Linked DNA regions of Homo sapiens: region 2 is linked to region 1. A link is a contact called in ENCODE Hi-C or POLR2A ChIA-PET data. All regions are on one chromosome and are shown on one strand. The core of a region is the stretch at or near the end of the contact, and the rest is flanking DNA. Distances in the headings are between cores, read along the strand shown.

Region 1 (3,558 bases), core at 428-2,927:
AAAGAAAAAATCAATTAGATTAAAAAAGCAAACAATCTGTATTAGCTTTCTGTTTGTTTTAGAGACAGGATGTTGTTCTGTTGCCCAAGCTGGAGTGCAGTAGTGTGATCATGGCTCACTGCATCCTTGAACTTCCGGCTTCAAGGGATCCTCCCCCCTCTTACCCCGAAACCCTCACCAGTAGCTGGGACTATAGGTGCTGCCACCATGCCTGGCTAATTTTTTTTTTTTTTTTTTGTCCATAGGGACTGAGTCTTACTATGTTGCCCAGGCTGGTCTTGAACTCCTGGCTTCCAGTGATCCTCCCACCTTGGCCTCCCAGTGTTGGGATTACAGGCATGAGCCACCATGCCTAGCCTGGTGATGTTTTCTTAAACTGGCTAAGTTTATGAGTATTTATTATACTTTATAATTTACATATTATATTATTTTCCAGATATCGAATATTTTATATATATATATATATCTTTTTGAGACAGGGTCTGGCTCTGTTGTGCAAGCTGGGGTGCGGTGGCACCATTGTAGCTCAATGCAGCCTACAAGTCCTGGGCTCAAATGATCCTTCCCCCTCAGCCTCCCAGGTAGTCAGGACTACAGGTGCGCACCACCATGCTTGGCTAATTCTTTAAGATTTTTTACAGAGGTGGGATCTCGCTTCTTTTTTCTTTTTTTTTTTGCCTAGGTTGGTCTTGAACTCCTGGCCTCAAATGATCCTCCCACCTCAGCCTCCCAAAGTGCTGGGATTACAGGCATGTGCCACCGCGCCCAACCCTCAAATATTGTATTGTAAAAGACAATGAAAAGCATACAAAACAAAAATGATCAGTGAGAAGCTAGGTGGCGTCAAATGCCCGGGCAAAAAGGGGTTAGGTCTGCAGCGCTATACTCAGATGTAACTTACAGATGCAACTAGCGGAAACAGCATTAAATTTGTTAACTCAATGCTTGGTGGCCAGAAATTCATGTCAGGATAATTCATTTGAGCACAGACTAAAGGGTTTGGACTTGTAGTTATAGTCCAAGTTTCTCAAACTTGCTGGGTTTTATGAATCATCTGACACTTTAGTTAATAATACAGATTTCCAGGCGACTCCCTTATAGATCCCTTTTCTGTGGGCCTAGGAAGCAGCCAATCAGTATTTCATGGGTTCGGTGCCACCTATCCCAACTTGACAATGAGAGATCGCTCTGCATGCCAGGTGAAGGACCTGACGCTGGCGGGCGGCGGGGACTACCAGGTCAGCCCCAGGAGAGCCGGCTCCGGCAAGCTCCCCCAAGGCATGGCAGGAGCCCAGTGCAAGTTAGCACAGTAAACCCAATCAACAAGCCGCAGTCACCCCTCTTCCCCAGAAATGGCCTCTTCAGCTCTTGCGGGGGAGACTCTGAAAGTCCCCAAAGGACAGAAGTCTAGGAGGAAATGATTGCCGCAGAAAGGGATACAGTCTTGGCTACTAAAAACCGCGCGGAACCGCCTAGGGACCCGCTCCCAACCACCCACCTCCGGTGCTTCTACCCCCTCCCTCGCAAACGCGAAGAAAAGAAGAAACGCGAGATCCCAGTGCAGAGGCGTGGTCCCACCCTGGCCAATGGGAAGTGAGGGCGTGACTTTAAGTCTTTCTTTCATTGGCCCAGGGTCCCAGGCCGTCCAGGTCTTGGGGCGCCGCGGCGGAAATCGCGCGGATGCCAGAACGCGCTCTCAGCTTCGGGTCCTGCGGCTGCGGCTGCCGCCATCATGGTGCGGAAGCTTAAGTTCCACGAGCAGAAGCTGCTGAAGCAGGTGGACTTCCTGAACTGGGAGGTCACCGACCACAACCTGCACGAGCTGCGCGTGCTGCGGCGTTACCGGCTGCAGCGGCGGGAGGACTACACGCGCTACAACCAGCTGAGCCGTGCCGTGCGTGAGCTGGCGCGGCGCCTGCGCGACCTGCCCGAACGCGACCAGTTCCGCGTGCGCGCTTCGGCCGCGCTGCTGGACAAGCTGTATGCTCTCGGCTTGGTGCCCACGCGCGGTTCGCTGGAGCTCTGCGACTTCGTCACGGCCTCGTCCTTCTGCCGCCGCCGCCTCCCCACCGTGCTCCTCAAGCTGCGCATGGCGCAGCACCTTCAGGCTGCCGTGGCCTTTGTGGAGCAAGGGCACGTACGCGTGGGCCCTGACGTGGTTACCGACCCCGCCTTCCTTGTCACGCGCAGCATGGAGGACTTTGTCACTTGGGTGGACTCGTCCAAGATCAAGCGGCACGTGCTAGAGTACAATGAGGAGCGCGATGACTTCGATCTGGAAGCCTAGCGGATCTCCCACTTTGCATGGCTGTCTTTTACAGATGGGAAAACTGAGGCCTGATGCTGGAGATTCTATGAGGGTGCTCTCCTCAAGGGTATCAGACGGTCGTAGGTTCTTAAGAATTTGATTCATCAGTGGCAGGCCATGCATAGAGCCACGGGAGGTGCGTCCTTGTTTTCCAGGGAATGTTCTTAGAACTTGGACTACTGATTATTAATTGACTGTGCCTTGGGAAACAGTGGGAAGTAACTTGGTGCAGCACTGGGGTATTGTTGGCTTCTTGTGTTGGAAACTTTGTAATGTAAAAGGAAAAACTGGAAATCCCCACGCCCTGTTTCCCTTTATCGTCTTGTGGTTGGACTGGTTCAATTCGTTTAACTCGAATTCTTGCTCCTGGCCGTGGTTAAGCTGTGTACAGATGATGGAGAGTTTGGCCTCAAGTTTTTATAAACTGAGCGAGACTAGTGTTCAGGATCTCCTCCCTTGTTTAAATGTCAATAAATGCCCCAACTGCTTTGTAAGTGCAACTTTTTAATCTGTCTGGTTTTCTTTTTTTCTCTAGAGACGGAGTCTTGCTCTGTCACCCAGGCTGGAGTGCAGTGGCGCGATCTCGGCTCACTGCAACCTCCGCCTCCCGGGTTCAAGCAATTTTCCTGCCTCAGCCTCCCGAGTAGCTAGGAGTATAGGCGCCCGCCACCGCGCCCGGCTAATTTTTGTGGTTTTAGTAGAGTCAGGGTTTCACCATGTTGGCCAGGCTGGTCTGGAACTCCTGAACTCGTGATCCGCCCGCCTCGGCCTCCCAAAGTGCTGGGATTACAGGCATGAGCAAACTGCGCCCAGCCTCTGGTTTTCTTACATAGAGTCATATTTATACGTCCCAGGAGCCCAGAGAAGAATAGAGTCAGCAGCGAGTGACCTGCCTGTGGATTAGATGTGCAACAGGGCCACATGTGGAGGATGCAGGATGTTGTACAGGATTGGGCAAATTTGTCACTTTACCAGTCCCTTCCTTGGAATGAGTGTTTTGGCAGAGCTCTTCCTCACATAACTTCCTGTTGATATTCCAGCCCCAGGAAATACCGTATTAGAGGGCTGGGATGTTTGCTTGCCTAAGGAAATAATCACTCTGTAGCTTGGCCATCTAGCGGTTAGAAGTGGCCCAGGAGGTTCCTGGAAATTTAGATGATAGCAGTGATAGAGAATAAGAAGGGAGACTACCAAGTTTTACTCAAGATTTCTTTATTCTTTTTTCTTTTTGTTTTTTTTTTCACACAAGG
Region 2 (3,558 bases), core at 321-2,820, 1.2 Mb after region 1:
GATTTCTTACATAGGACACAAAAGGCACTAACCATCACAACAAAATTTCAGGCCGGGCGTGGTGGCTACCGCTTGTAATCCCAGCACTTTGGGATCACCTGAGGTCAGGAGTTCGAGCAGCCTGGCCAACGTGGTGAAACCCCGTCTCTACTAAAAATACAAAAATTAGCCGGGCGTGGTGGCAGGTACCTGTAGCCCCAGCTCCTCAAGAGGCTGAGGCATGAGAATCTCTTGAACCCGGGAGGCGGAGGGTGCAGTGAGCCGAGATCGGCCACTACTGCACTCCAATCTGGGCGACAGAGCAAGACTCCGTCTCAAAAAAAAAAAAAAGTTTTAAAATGAAATTAAATTATCTAATACCATTAAGAGTAAAAAAAAAATCATGAACTGGGAAAGTATTCACAATATATAATTTTGATAAATTATGGAGCTCAGGTGCAAGTAACTTAGTAGGCAGGAGAGGAAGGAGTCTAAAGAAGTCTAGTTAGGAAGGATTACTGAAAGAGGGGGTATATCTAAAAATGGGTAGGATGGGAAAGGGAGACTTTGGGAACAGCCATGGGTTCCTAATGCGCCCACAACATACATGGGAGTTATCCTGAAGATAAACTCCCTGAAGACAGTGAAAGCCATTTCAAAACTCCCCATATAACTTATGAGAACAGAGGGGTGATCTGCCTTTAATGTTAGGCCTTCTGAGATCCTGCGATCTGTTCGCTCTCCTCAGTAACATTACCCTGCTCAATTGCTGCCTTAATCCCAGGTCGCACATTGGAATGTGGGAATTCAGCGTTTACATTTACCCACACAGGATCAGCCTTCAGCTGCTACGATCAACTTCAGTATTTTCATATAATCACTTTTTTCTTTCCTTAGTTCTTGAATTATTAATTCCTTGAGAAGAGTCCAATCAGAGGTAGTCTTTCTTCAGTATTTTCGGTAATCCTAATTTCTGTGCAAAAAAATTTCTGTTCCATTTTAACCGTGCAGAACTTTCTGTTATCTAAAACACAGTTTCTCTATGAGAGTTCAGTGAAAATTCCCCTTCCCAAACTGATTCTATGAATGACTGTTAGATAAGCTTCACCACTGCATGTAGAGGGTGTACCAGGAACCCAAGTTAGTAGCTCTCCTCAAAGACCCAACTTTTGGAGGGGGTCATCGTCTGGTTCCTGGTATGCCTCCACAGGTAGGTCCGCCTCAGGAAGTCAGCGGCGAGGAGCACAGAAGAGGCTGCCTTCACCAACGGACAGCAGTTTTCATCGTGAGGGCCGTCGGCAACCGCTTGGATGTGTCTAAAGGGGCCGTTTGGGAACCGGCCCTTCTGGAGGGAAGGGTCGGAGTGGGAGGGGATCCGGGATCCGCCTTACGGCCGAGTGTCCAGCAGCGCGTTCCAACCTGGCAGAACCGACGTACTTCATATGCTCCTCAGGGGAGCGCGGGAATCACCAGGCTGAAGAATGACTGGAAATGGGACCCTCTCCAACCAAAGCACCCAGACATTCCGGCGCCGGACATTTCAAAGAGCGCGGAAGCCACGCCTTCCCCCAGAACCGGAAGCTTTGCAACTAGCGCCTCTTGTAGACTGGCTGTTTATAAGGGGGCGGGGGGCCACAGCGGGAACTGCAACTCCCAGAATGCAGCGCGGAATTTCCGGTTTCCGGCGAGAGGGCCAGAGTGAGTGTTTACACCGGCGGCAGTGCGGCCGGGTTCCTTCCGCGGGACGGGTGAGGGCGCTGGGGCCCTGGGCAGCGCGGGCTCGATGTGTGTCAGCCAAGTAGCTGGTCCCACTGGAGCGGTGAGGTCGCCACCGGATAGTGTTCCTGCCCCATTACTAGCGATCTGTGACCTTGGGCCAGTGATTTTACTGAGTCTTGCTTCCCTCATCTTTAAAATGTGGCTAATGCCTGCCTTAGGGAACCGTTGTGAGGATTAAGTGAGACATGGTATATAAAACGACCTCCTTCTGGCATAAACTTGAGGTGGAAGATACCTTGAGGATGCTTGAAGGTCTGCTAGGCAGCTTCACAGCCTTTTCTTTCCTCTTCTCTATCAGAGGTCTCTTTGGAAGCAATAATGATGACTATAACAAGAACTTATCTTGCTTTGCAAGATTCTTCCGCCGTCAGAGTTTCTGATTTATTTTCTGGGGTTCCATGTATGCCAGGTATGGGGACAAGGATGAAGAAAACTTTAGTCTTTTGTTTTCAAGGGCATTCAAGAATTGGGGTGGAGGAGGGGGCAAGCAGATATTTGTAGCCCTTTTGTTCTGAGGGGATGTGGGAACAACAGAGGAAAGAGAGGGGACTGAGGTTATTGAATCTGTGTTGGTTTCGGTAGGAGTTTGCTAAAAGGCCAAAAAGGGAAGAGAAATTACATGCAGAGTTAGATGAGCAGAGGTGTAAAATAGGGGAGAGCTTTGTTATGAGTGTGTACTTACATGTTGTGGAGGTCCTTTGCAGGGGTAGGGCTCTGTTGGGGAATGAGGCTGGCAGGGAGTTTTGTAAGCCAGGCGATGAAGTTTAGACTTAATTTATATAGATGGTTTAGAGGTATTGGAAGAGGTCTTTTTCTGGGGGGCCGGGGTGGGGCAGGGAGGGACGGAGTCTCTGTCGCCCAAGCTGGAGTGCAGTGGCGCTATCTCGGCTCACTGCAACCTCCACCTCCCGGGTTCAAGCAATTCTCCTGCCTCAGCCTCTCAAGTAGCTGGGATTACAAGCGCCTGCCACCACGCCCTGCAAATTTTTTCTATTATAGTAGAGATGTAGTTTCACCATGTTGGCCAGGCTGGTTTCAAACACCTGATCTTAAGTGATCCGTCCTCCGCGGCCTCCCAAAGTGACAGGATTACAGGTGTGAGCCACCGCGTCTGGCTTTTTTTTTTTTTTTTTTTTTTTTTTTTGCGACAGAGTCTCTCTCTGTCACCCAGGCTGGAGTGCAGTGACGTGATCTTGGCTCACTGCAACCTCAGCCTTCCGAGTAGGTGGCACTACAGGTGCGCACTACCACGCCCAGCTAATTTTTGTATTTTTAGTAGTGACGGGTTTCACCATGTTGGCCAGGCTGGTCTTGAACTCTTGAGCTTAGGCAATCCGCCCGCCTAGGCCTCTCAAAGTGCTAGGGTTACAGGCATGAGCCACCGCGCCCAGCCCGACATTGGAAGAGTTCTAAGCAGAGAAGTGACTTGGTCAGATCTGTGTTTTAGAATGATGGGTTGTGGCCAGGCGCAGTCGCTCATGCCTGTAATCCCAGCACTTTGGGAGGCCGAGGCAGGTGGATCACGAGGTCAGGAGATCGAGACCATCCTGGCTAACACAGTGAAACCCCGTCTCTACTAAAAGTACAAAAAAAAAAAAAAATTAGCCTGGCGTCGTGGCGGGTGCCTGTAGTCCCTGCTACCTGGGAGGCTGAGGCAGGAAGGCAGGAGAATGGCGTGAACCTGGGAGGTGGAGCTTGCAGTGAGCCGAGATCGCGCCGCTGCACTCCAGCCTGGGCAACAGAGCGAGACTCCGTCTCAAAAAAAAAAAAAAAAATGATGGGTGTTGTTAGGTGGCAGCA

Evidence for each region. Hi-C counts contacts between places; a loop is a spot of excess contacts on that map. ChIA-PET counts read pairs that join two places held with the same protein, here RNA polymerase II (POLR2A). Pooled maps may share reads with other maps.
Region 2: a pooled map shows a loop between it and region 1 (11-fold over the local background). The contact joins the promoter of UBL7-DT here to the promoter of IMP3 in region 1. A Hi-C loop is called at or near these places in 7 of 50 pooled maps. POLR2A ChIA-PET finds 5 or more read pairs at or near these places in 2 of 52 experiments (CD8-positive, alpha-beta T cell and activated B cell).

What each region holds. Positions count from the first base shown.
Region 1 is chr15:75,638,343-75,641,900 of GRCh38, reverse strand. IMP3 (IMP U3 small nucleolar ribonucleoprotein 3) reads left to right here and starts at 1,677. Exons shown (of 1, transcript NM_018285.4): 1 at 1,677-2,808. The coding sequence starts at 1,733. The coding sequence ends at 2,287. RefSeq lists a silencer at 1,523-1,682 and an enhancer at 1,973-2,032.
Region 2 is chr15:74,459,277-74,462,834 of GRCh38, reverse strand. UBL7-DT (UBL7 divergent transcript) reads right to left here and starts at 1,570. Exons shown (of 4, transcript NR_120377.1): 1 at 808-1,570. It overlaps UBL7 (ubiquitin like 7), which reads left to right and starts at 1,675. Exons shown (of 11, transcript NM_032907.5): 1 at 1,675-1,798. RefSeq lists enhancers at 156-656, 1,604-1,753, 2,044-2,133, 1,588-2,434, 2,590-3,109 and 1 more.